Regions from separate parts of the Homo sapiens genome. Here region 1 is linked to region 2. A link is a loop called in an ENCODE intact Hi-C map of the cell type or tissue named here. Cell type or tissue: tibial artery. All regions are shown on one strand. Links, peaks and the distances in the headings refer to the core of each region. The heading gives the core; the rest is flanking DNA.

Evidence for each region. Hi-C counts contacts between places; a loop is a spot of excess contacts. Peaks named below come from ENCODE experiments on the same cell type or tissue, not always from the same donor. Only the 100,000 strongest peaks of a DNase experiment are listed, where the experiment ranks them.
Region 1: a loop joins it to region 2, with 2.1 times the contacts of the local background. A loop is called at or near these places in 13 of 110 quality-filtered maps.

What each region holds. Positions count from the first base shown.
Region 1 is chr14:31,088,201-31,093,586 of GRCh38, forward strand. AP4S1 (adaptor related protein complex 4 subunit sigma 1) reads left to right here. Exons shown (of 6, transcript NM_001128126.3): 6 at 4,707-5,386. The coding sequence ends at 4,835. Among named protein-coding and RNA genes, the nearest start is that of STRN3, 65 kb to the left of the region's middle. In tibial artery, for the core only: no CTCF peak of the experiment used is centred there; a DNase peak (open chromatin) is centred at 2,771; H3K27ac peaks cover 2,393 bases.
Region 2 is chr14:31,142,817-31,148,202 of GRCh38, forward strand. HECTD1 (HECT domain E3 ubiquitin protein ligase 1) reads right to left here. Exons shown (of 43, transcript NM_015382.4): 16 at 1,991-2,125; 17 at 1,295-1,441. It also overlaps the pseudogene RNU6-541P. Among named protein-coding and RNA genes, the nearest start is that of HECTD1, 62 kb to the right of the region's middle. In tibial artery, for the core only: no CTCF peak of the experiment used is centred there; no DNase peak of the experiment used is centred there.

The DNA of each region.
Region 1 (5,386 bases), core at 321-5,320, 54 kb before region 2:
TCCTGTTTCCTTTCAGGAGCCCGCTAGGTGCCATATTCATCCGCCAGCATTCCTCACCACCAGGTCCCTCTGCTTTAACCCTATTCCTTTTGTTCCATTTTTGTGGGTTCTGTTTTAGTCAGGAATAGTGACAGCAAGTTATGAGAAGCAAGAGAGATTTAGGGGAAAAATGAGAATAATAACAGGCTCGTTGACCCACCTCTGACTTTCATATTTAATTTTGCATAAGCCTACATAAACTTTAAGCAAAACCACAGCTGGGTATCCTGTTGTTCTCAGAATATGAGTAGGCCTTTAATGAAAACCTACTTTAAAAAAAGATAACAGCCAGGCGCGGTGGCTCACGCCTGTAGTCCAAGCACTTTGGGAGGCTGAGGCAGGCGGATCACCTGAGGTCAGGAGTTCGAGACCAGCCTGGCCAACATGGTGAAACCTCACTTCTACTAAAAATACAAAAATTAGCGGGGCGTGGTGGCACGCACCAGTAATCCCAGCTACTCAGGAGGCTGAGGCGGGAGGATCGCTTGAACCTGGGAGGCGGAGGTTACAGTGAGCCAAGATTGCACCACTGCTCTCCAGCCTGGGCAACAGAGTAAGACTCCATCTCAAAAAAAAAAAAAAAAAAAAAAAGTCCTTTTCAGTGGCCTCATTAGCAAGAGACAAAATGTGAACAGGGCCGGGCACAGTGGCTCATGCTTGTAATTCCAGCACTTTGTGAGGCCGAGAAAGGCAAAGTGCCGCACTTCAGCCCAGGGGTTCAAGACCAGTCTGGGCAAGATAGTGAAACCCCGTTCCTCCAAAAAATATAGAAATTAGATGGGCGTGGCAGCGCACCTGTGGTCACAGTTAATTGGGAGGCTGAGGTGGGAGGATCACTTGAGCACAGGAGGTCGAGGCTGCAGTGAGCCAAGATTGTGCCACTGCACTCCAGCCTGGGCAACAGAGTAAGACTTTGTCTTAACCAAAAAAAAAAAAAAAAAAGTGAACAGAAGACTATACTATACTACAAGAAGAATGTCTCCAGGACTATGCAGAATCTTCATGATGATAGCCTTCTATATGGTAGTATTTTCTGGGGGAAATGTGAACACAGTGGCCCTTGGCCACTTACCTAATTTGGTGGGAAATTAAAGTATGAATAATGAGAAAGCAAGTTTTCCCACCCTACATATTTTGTTAAAGAACACTTAGCTAGAATATTTTTTAAAAAAAGAAATAAAATGAGAAACCAAGGGATCTGAGACCCAAATCTAGAGTTAGAAATTGTAGTTTCTAGGTTGGTCTCTGCCGTGGAATTCCTTTTGAGGTTCCATTTGAGTCTGTGCTGCTCAGTTTCTCACTTGTTAAAGGATAATTTGATTGCCACTATGGTGTTAAAATACTCATGATGGAAAAGTGTTTTATTTTCCAGAGATCAAAATTCCAATGTTGGGGCCAGGCGTGGTGGCTCACGCCTGTAATCCCAGAACTTTGGGAGGCTGAGGCAGGCAGATCACTTGAGGTCAGGAGTTATAGAGACCAGCCTGGCCAACATGGCAAAACCTCGTCTCTACTAAAGATACAAAAAAACTAGCTGGGTGTGGTGGCACATGCCTGTACTCCCAGCTACTCAGGAGGCTGAGGCACAAGAGTTCCTTGAACCTAGGAGATGGAGGTTACAGTGAGCCTAGATCACCCCACTCCACTCTAGCCTGAGCAACAGAGAGAAGCTGCGTCTAAAAAAAGATAAAATTCCAATGTTGGGACCATAAACATTTCAATCACTGTATTTATTTTTATTTTCATTTTTATTTATTTATTTATTCTGAGACAGAGTCTTACTCTGTTGCCCAGACTGGAGTGCAGTGGCACAGTTTTGGCTCTCTGCAACCTCCGCCTCCGAGGTTCAAGTGATTCTCCTGCCTTAGCCTCCCGAGTAGCTGGGATTACAGGCGTGTGCCACCATGCCCAGCTAATTGTATTTTTAGCTGAGACAGGGTTTCACCATATTGGCCAGGCTGGTCTCGATCTCCTGACCTCACGTAATCTGCCCACCTCAGCCTCCCAAAGTGCTGGGATTACAGGTGTGAGCCACCGTGCCCGGCCTCATTTCAATCACTGTAATTAAAAAGTTGATTTCAAGTGGCACTAATATTCCAGGAGCCCTACGATGTTCAATTCCAATCCACATGATGTGAAAATTCAGAAAGGCTCTTAGGTTTGTAGGTTGGGAGAAAGTGGACTTCAGTAACTCCGCTCTTTGGGAGATTGTTTCTAGCTCATGTCAGCTCAACCTTAGGGAGCCCATGAAAGAAAACAAGTTGCCTGAGGATCTTTAGAGTCAGTCAAGTTCATTATAGCCTGAAGGTAAGACTGTCTTTCAATAGCCATTCTGAGCTCACTACATTAGTATACCAACAGTCTGGGCCCTTCTTACTTCCTCCTATTTCAAATGTCACCATTGCAGTGTGTTTATTCCATGGGCTTAGCATATAGGGTATTTTTTGGTCCCTGCTTACCTGGCACATGGCCTAAATGCCATTACTCTTGGCCTCACCAGGGTGTACAAGTTGCTCATAAACCAAATCAAGATGTAAACAACAGCTGGATTCTTATTTTAAAAGAGTCACAAGATTCCAGGGGGAAATCAGCTTTCAGGCCTTTGCCTCACATTGGATTTGGTCTGTAGTTTCCCCATATAGTGCCAGAAAGCTGCATGATTATTAGAGTTTGAGTCAGATACACAGATACACAGGCACAGTCACATGTCCACAGTATACAGTGACCTCACTGAGCAACTCATGTTTCCAGGATGTTGGGAAATTGACTTGCTGGAGGACCTTGTCCTTGTTCCTTGTAATGTGGGGATGTCAGTGGTTTATATGATTTAGCAGTAAATTCTGATCTGAATTTCAAAACAATTGGGCAGTTGCTCAAGGGGACATCTGAACAGCAGATCATCTGCTTGCCAAAGATGGGGCAGTCCACAGAGCAGCTTGATCCCCGAACTAATTCATGGGTTAAAATTAGATTTCCTTGTATCTCAAAGAAAGTTATCTTGGAGAAGGCGACATTTTCAAAGGCACTAAGGCTTTCATTGCCCTTAGTGAATATAACAGGAAGGTTCTCCAGGCCATTTTTCACGTAGCCACCTGTGCTTCTTAGCTCTGCCTTTCTATATATACCTGGCTGCCATTCCCACTTTGTCTCACCTAAGTTCTGGCTTCTGGGTCTAGTGAACAGGTTAGAGTCAAGGGCCTAACATTCCAGTCCCAGTTTGGCCGTGGGACAAAGCAATCATCTGTATAATTGAAAGACAGTATTAATAGGTATATCAGAATAACGCTTTTTTTTTTTTTTCTGGGTCACTTAAGGACAGTTCCCATGGGTCCTTGGAAAACAGTTTATTCTGCTGGAGGACTATTTGCACAGAGCTTAATGAGATATTCACACAGAGCCTAATAAAAACTTTAAAGTCATTCACCATTTGTCCTATTCTGTGTAGTTGCACTTCACTAAGCAAATACAGTGTAGACTTTGAATATCTGGTCTGGTTGAAAAAAATCAAAGGGAACAATTCACTTTACAAAGATTTAATTTTGAACTCCGCTAGTGCATTTAATTACCTATTTGTTGAATGAAGTTTATTTGAAACAATCTGTCAACTGTTTTTGTTTTTGTAACAGACCAGGATCATGCTCTTTAAGTAGACAGAGAACTTCAGATATTAAGGTGTAAAACTGAGAAACATTCATTGTCATCATCTCATTCCAGTTCCCCTTCTTTCACCAAAGAAAAGTTAGGTATTCAGTTGAAGGGATTCTTGAGGGAAGTATTTAGTTCTTTGTGGTTTGCTAGACATCATAGTCTAACAATATTTTCTTCTTTCCCCATGCCCCATACTAACTTCCCAGTAAGAACACCTGTAAGCCAAAGTGGCTCCATCATTCTCAAATGACTTCTTAGAACTACCCATTTGTAAGAGATACTGTCTTGAAATCCAGAAATTTTATTATGCCCTGCCTTCTTCATTCATTTTCTCCTCATAGTTATTTTTACATCAGTCTGTCTGACAGAGAAGAAAACTGAAGGTACAAGGCATTTATTTTGGGGTGGAGGTTTGGGGGCTGAGGAGGGAGGTGTCTAGCCCCTCCTGAGGAGCCTATAAGCAGAGCAGTCAAGCCCAAGCTTTGGGTTTAAATTCAAACCTGGCATTTACTAGCCATGTGACCTTGGACTATGCTTTGAACCTGTTTGATCCTGGGTAAACTGAGGATAATATGTAACAACATACATCAGAGATTTGTAGAGGGCTGAAACTCAACACACTGTCTGGAACGGGAGTATTCAACAAATCGTTGCTACTGTTACTATTATTGTCTGGGAAGACAACACTATTTTTGAGTTAAGGTCATTCTCTTGCCACATGACACTGCTGTGTTCTCTAGCACTTAGTAGACCCCCTATCCCTTTGGTTAAAAAATGTAGCTGTTTCATTTTTATCCCTACTTATCCTGTTAGCTTAACCAAGGTGAAACTAGGTATGTATATATGAAGGTAACAATTTCTAATATGGATGCCAGTTTTAAATTTAATTTCAGAAATTTTGTACAAAAAACCTCATGCTTAGGCTAATTTACACTGGGAACACTCTAGGTTAAGCCATAAATTTTTACTGAATGTTAATAATTTTTAACTTTAAACTAATTTCCTTAATATAACCGTAGATAATGTTTAATTTGGATAAAGTACACATCATTTTGGATGAGATGGTGTTAAATGGCTGCATTGTGGAAACTAACAGGGCAAGAATTCTTGCCCCTCTACTAATTCTTGATAAGATGTCAGAAAGCTGAAAGGAAGTCTCTTCGAGACAATATGGATTTATCAGAAATGCGAGTACCGTGGAATACATCTCAACATGTTAACCCAGAAGAATCTGGAAGACCACAATTACAAAATGGGGTATCCTTCCAAAGACATTATAAATAGGCATTTTCCACAGTTCCTAAAAAGAAAACACAACTGTACTTTAAAATATGTACAAAGAAAAAAATTTCTTTAAACTGAGAGAGAAGTTTTATTTTCTAATTGTAAACATATCTGTCGCACTTTAAATTCTGTTGAGCACCTAAGGAACCCTTCTTGGTCTATGCTTCTTTTGCAAATTGAATTCAGGAATAGCAGGATGGTAGTGGGAAGAAAGTATGGCAGTTTTCCGTCAGCCAATAAAGTTTTAAAATTTAAACACAAGGCATTTTGAGTAACGCTGTTTTCTGAAAGCTATTTTTTTTTTTTTGAGACGGAGTCTAGTCTAGCTGTGTCACCTGGCACATTCTCGGCTCACTGCAACCTCCACTTCCGGGGTTCAAGCGATTCTCCTGCCTCAGCCTCCGAGCTGGGACTA
Region 2 (5,386 bases), core at 167-5,166:
TCACACCTGTAATCCCAGCACCTTGGGAGGCCAAGGAAGGCAGATCGCTTGAGCCCAGCCTAGGCATCATGGCGAACACACAGATGCACATACACACATGCACACACACTAAAAAGAACTGAGTAGTCCACGTTTCAGCAGTACATATACCAAAACTGAAATGATACAGAGAAGATTAGTATGGCCCTTGCACAAGGATGACACACAAATTCGTGAAGCATTCCAAATTTTTAAAAATATAATTAATTAATTAATTAAATAAAACTAAGTAGAACTGAAATGAATATAATTCTTTTATTAAAATAAAGGAAAAAAGAGCCAGGTGCAGTGGCTCATGCCTGTAATCCCAGCACTTGGGAGGCAAAGGCGGGCGGGTCACTTGAGGTCAGGAGTGCGAAACCAGCCTGGCCAACATGACAAAACCTCGTCTCTACTAAAAATACAAAAATTAGCCGGGCGTGGTGGCAGGTGCCTGTAATCCCAACTACTCAGGAGGCTAAGGCAGGAGAATCACTTGAGCCCAGGAGGCAGAGGCTGCAGTGAGTCAGGACTGCGCCACTGCACTCAAGCCTGGGCGACAAAGCGAGACTCTGTGTCAAAAATAAATAAATATATAAACAAAGGAAAAAAGTTTTACCACAATAAAGAGACATTCTTAAATCGAAAAAATATATAAGGTTATTAGCAAATATTTATCAAATTTTCACATAAACTTCCTAAACTTTTTTCCTTTTAACTCATCTGTATTTGTTGTAACTTTAAGCAGAATGTGACTCGAGCGCTACATTTCCATCCACAAGACTGAGTCTGAGTTATTTTTGAACAGCTTTATGATATGCTTAGGTAGGCTTATAACTTTGCTCCTCCAAACAACACTTTTCTTTGGAAAACAAGCCCTGTGGAGAGTTCCTTCCATCATAAACTTCCTAAACTTTCATTGTTCACACATTATGCATATAACTTGGGTACTTAAGGTCTACAGACATATTCTATTTTATATAACTTATGTAAAAATCAGAGGAGTGAATAATAACAAATCAAGCTGAAGTGTTTTTAGTCAACAAAACCTTTAGCAAATTATAACTGGGAACTTAGAAATCAAAATAAACAATTATTTAATTCATTTGGCTCAAACTAATCATAAAACCTAAAGGCTGAAGAAATTAGAAATATTAACATCATTCAGCTTTTAAATATTTCTTGACAAAACAAACTAAAAACCACTCTACCGAAGGAGTAACTACAAATAATTTTTAAAACTGTATTTTTGTTCTTTACTACTTGATAAACTTACATTGTTTAACACAGTAAGAAGTGCTTGTACCAAGCCACTGCTACACATTTCATATGGTGAAATTGTGTTTTCATCCTTCAAAAGTACAATTAGGTTTTCTAAAGCTGTCTTCATTAAATCTCTCCAAGTGTTCTCACTCTCAATACACTAAAAGAAAAAAAAATTTAATGAAGGCAATCAAAAACATAAACATAGCTCTTAAAATAACTTATCAGAACATCAATTATCATGACAATAATTTAGATATTAAGCAAAATTAAAAGTTCAAATTATTAACACAAATTATGTCTACCAGAGGTCAGCAAACGTTTTCGTAAAGGGCCCAGTGCAAACAGTTTAGGCTTTGCAGGCCATATAGTCTACATCACAGCTATTCAACCACGCCCCTGTAGCACCAAAGTAGTCATAGACAATATGTAAATGAATAAGCATGGCTATGTGTGATTAAATTATATGGATACCGAAATCTGATTTTCATGTGTCTTGAAATTGTCCTTCTGGTTTGTTTTCAATCATTTAAAAGTATAAAAACCATTCTTACCTCATAAAGCCATACGAAAATGGGGAGCAGGCCAGATTTGGCTCCTGGGCCATAATTTGCTGACCCCCTACTCAATACCCATGACATAAAGGATAGAGGGGAAGACATCAAACTAAAATTCACTACATATCATTAAAATCTAGAGGATGACATACTTGTCTATTTGTATGAAGTTCCCAAGATGACTCTAACTGAGTTGCTATGTTTCTGAGTGTTACCACTACTCCACGAGGCATGCTTTCAACAGCTTTAAAATGGTCATCGTATAAATCTCGAGCCATAGTTCGTACCTACCAAAATAAACACAACAAATGTGAATTTTTACAATTAATAATTTTACCAAATCTTCACTTTTATAGACACTCGTATTTACATATTTCACCACGAAAAGGTACGTATGTACTGTCATTTGGGCACAAATGAGCTCTCGAAGTTACAGTTATTTGAGGAAACAACCTATGTATGTTCTGGGTCTGATGAAATTTAGTACATGATATTATTTAAAAATATATGCTTAAGTAATGTAAATTTAGGATTCACCTAATGCCATTTTAATCCCAAACAAACCCAGCATAACTCTAATGCAACAGAAAAAAACGTATCTCTCTAAACTACTTAATAATACTTTCTATTCTATTTTGGTATGCCCTTCAGAATTAAAAGATGGCAATCATGGATATAAGACAAGTTTGAAGAAACTATCTCTTTATAAAACAGTATTAATAATTAATACTGGTGTGGTGGCTCATGCTTGTAATCCTAGCACTTTGGGAGGCCAAGGCAGGCAGATCACTTGAGGTCAGTCAGGAGTTCAAGACCAGCCTGGCCAACATGGTGAAACCTCGTCTCTACTAAAAATTAAAAATAAAATTAGCTGGGCATGGTTGTGCATGCCTATAGTCCCAGCTACTCAGGAGACTGAGGCGGGACAATCATTTGAACCCGGGAGGTGGAGGCTGCAGTGAGCCAAGATTGTGCCAGTGCCTGGGTGACAGAGCAAGACTTTGCCTCAAAAAATAAAAAAAAATAAATAAATTAGTTAAAATTATTTTTGCCTAAAATATTTTGATGCATACTTGTTTATATATGCAAAAGGATAGCCACCTACTCACTGAGTTGCTACTGATTTCAAATCAAGAAAGTGAAGCAGTAATTTTTAAAATTTTTTTCTTACAATTTCAACTTTTATTTTAGATTCGGGGTACATGTGCAGGTTACATGGGTATACTGTGTGATGTTAAGGTTTGCAATACAAATGATCTCAACACCCAGGTAGTGAGCATAGTACCCAACAGTTCTGGAACCCTTGCCACCCTCACTCCACACCCTCCATAATTTTTTTTTTTTTAATGAGAATACAGGATTGAGACAATGTCCTCACTGATTTTTTTTAGTTTGTGTTATGAAATTTCAGTATCCTGTAGTCTAGATTTGGTTGGTTAATACGACATATTAGATATTCCAAAAAACTCTTGAGGTAGGTGATTTATAGTCAGATTATTCAACGGTTCCATGCTTGCAAATATGAGTATTCATTAAAATTTGTAACCTCAAAATCAATCATTGCAGAGCTTTCACATTCATTGACAGACATGCACAGTGCAGCAATAAATTTAAGGTGCCCAATATGCATGTTCCCAGCAGAATTCAAAAAGGTGACACTCTTTCTTGCTTCAGGTCTCATACTATAAACAAGTGCCCTATTCACAATCTACTTAGTGTCACATATTTTGAATTTTGGGGCTTTTTCTTCCTGATTTCATTGTTTAAAATGGCCCCCAAACATAGTGCTTAAGTGCTATCCAGTGTTTCTAAGCACAAGGAGACTGTGACGTACCTTGCAAGAAAAAAAAAAAAAAAGTGTGTGCTAAAATAAGCTTTGTTCAAGCATAGCAGTGCTGTTGGCCAGTTCAATATTAATAAATCAACAATACATATCAGGCTGGGCGCAGTGGCTTTTGGGAGGCCAAGGCGGGCAGATCACTTGAGGTAGGAGTTTGAGACCAGCCTGGCCAACATGGTGAAACCCCGTCTCTACTAAAAATGCAAAAATGAGCCGGGCATGGTGGCGCGCACCTGTAATCCCAGGTATTTGGGAGGCTGAGGCAGGTGAATCGGTTGAACCTGGAAGGCGGAGGTTGCAGGGAGCTGAGACTGTGCCACTGCCCTCCAACATAGGAAACAGAGTGAGACTCTGTCTCAAAAAACAAAAAACAATACATAGCAAATAAGGTGTCTTTAAACAAAAACATACTAAAAAACAAGGTGAAAAAATGTTGTCACAACAGGCCTTAGGCCTAGAAGAAATCTAACCCAGTATTTCTCCCACAAGCAATGGTTCAGTATTCACAATAACTTTATAAAATGTAACTACTGTTGGCCGGATGTGGTGGCTCATGCCTGTAATCCCACTACTTTGGGAGGCCGAGGCAGGTGGATCACTTGAGGTCAGGAGATGGAGACTATCCTGGCTAACACAGTGAAACCCTGTCTCTACTAAAAATACAAAAAAGTAACTGGGCATGGTGGTACGTGCTTGTAGTCCCAGCTACTCGGAAGGCTGAGGCAGGAGAATCACTTGAACCTGGGGAGGCAGAGGTTGCAGTCAGCCGAGATCGCACCGCTGCACTCCAGTCTGGGTGACAGAGTGAGAATCCATCTCAAAAAAAATAAAAATAAAAATAAATAAATAAAAAAGCTATGTTCTTTCCAAAGTATACCACCTGCAAATATCTTTGGGATAACCTAGCACATTCAAACAGGAAATAAAGATGTGAACATCTTTATATAAAACATCCGCTTCAAATGAAAACCACTATCACAGGACTGGCACAGTGGCAAATGCCTGTAATCCCAGCACTTTGGAAGGCTAAGGAGGGTGGATCACCTGAGGTCAGGAGTTTCAGACCAGCCTGGCCAACATGGTGAAACCCCGTCTCTACTAAAAATACAAAAAATTAGCTGGGCATGGTGGCAGGCACCTGTAATCCCAGCTACTCAGGAGGCTGAGGCAGGAGAATAGCCTGAACCCAGGAGGCAGAGGTTACAGTGAGCTGAGACTGCACCATTCTACAGTTTGGGCATCAAGAGCGAAACCGAGTCTCAAAAAAAACATTACAAGGGTTTCACTAAGTTTGTTTAAAAAAAAAAACAGAAACATCATTATTACAATTTCTCTGGTCAAAGCCATAAAAACACAAGAACTCTCCCCTAATCCTAATCATATACAAGTATTCTTTGCATACTGTATTTAAAAACTATCTTAGAACCAGGCATAGCGCCTGTAGTCCCAGCTACTTGGGAGGCTGAGGCAGGAGGATTACTTGCACTCAGGTATTTTAGACCAGCCTGGACAATACAGAGAGACTGTTTCAAAACAAAGCAAATTAAAAAAATCCTATTTTATATTACCATTATAGGTAAAATAAACATACTAGTCACCAGAAAATGTTGACTCTAACTATGAGATTATCTTACTTTTTTTTAAAAATGAAAAAAAAAATGCAAGAACAATAAACATGGAAATATACTGGCCATATTTTAAAGTAATA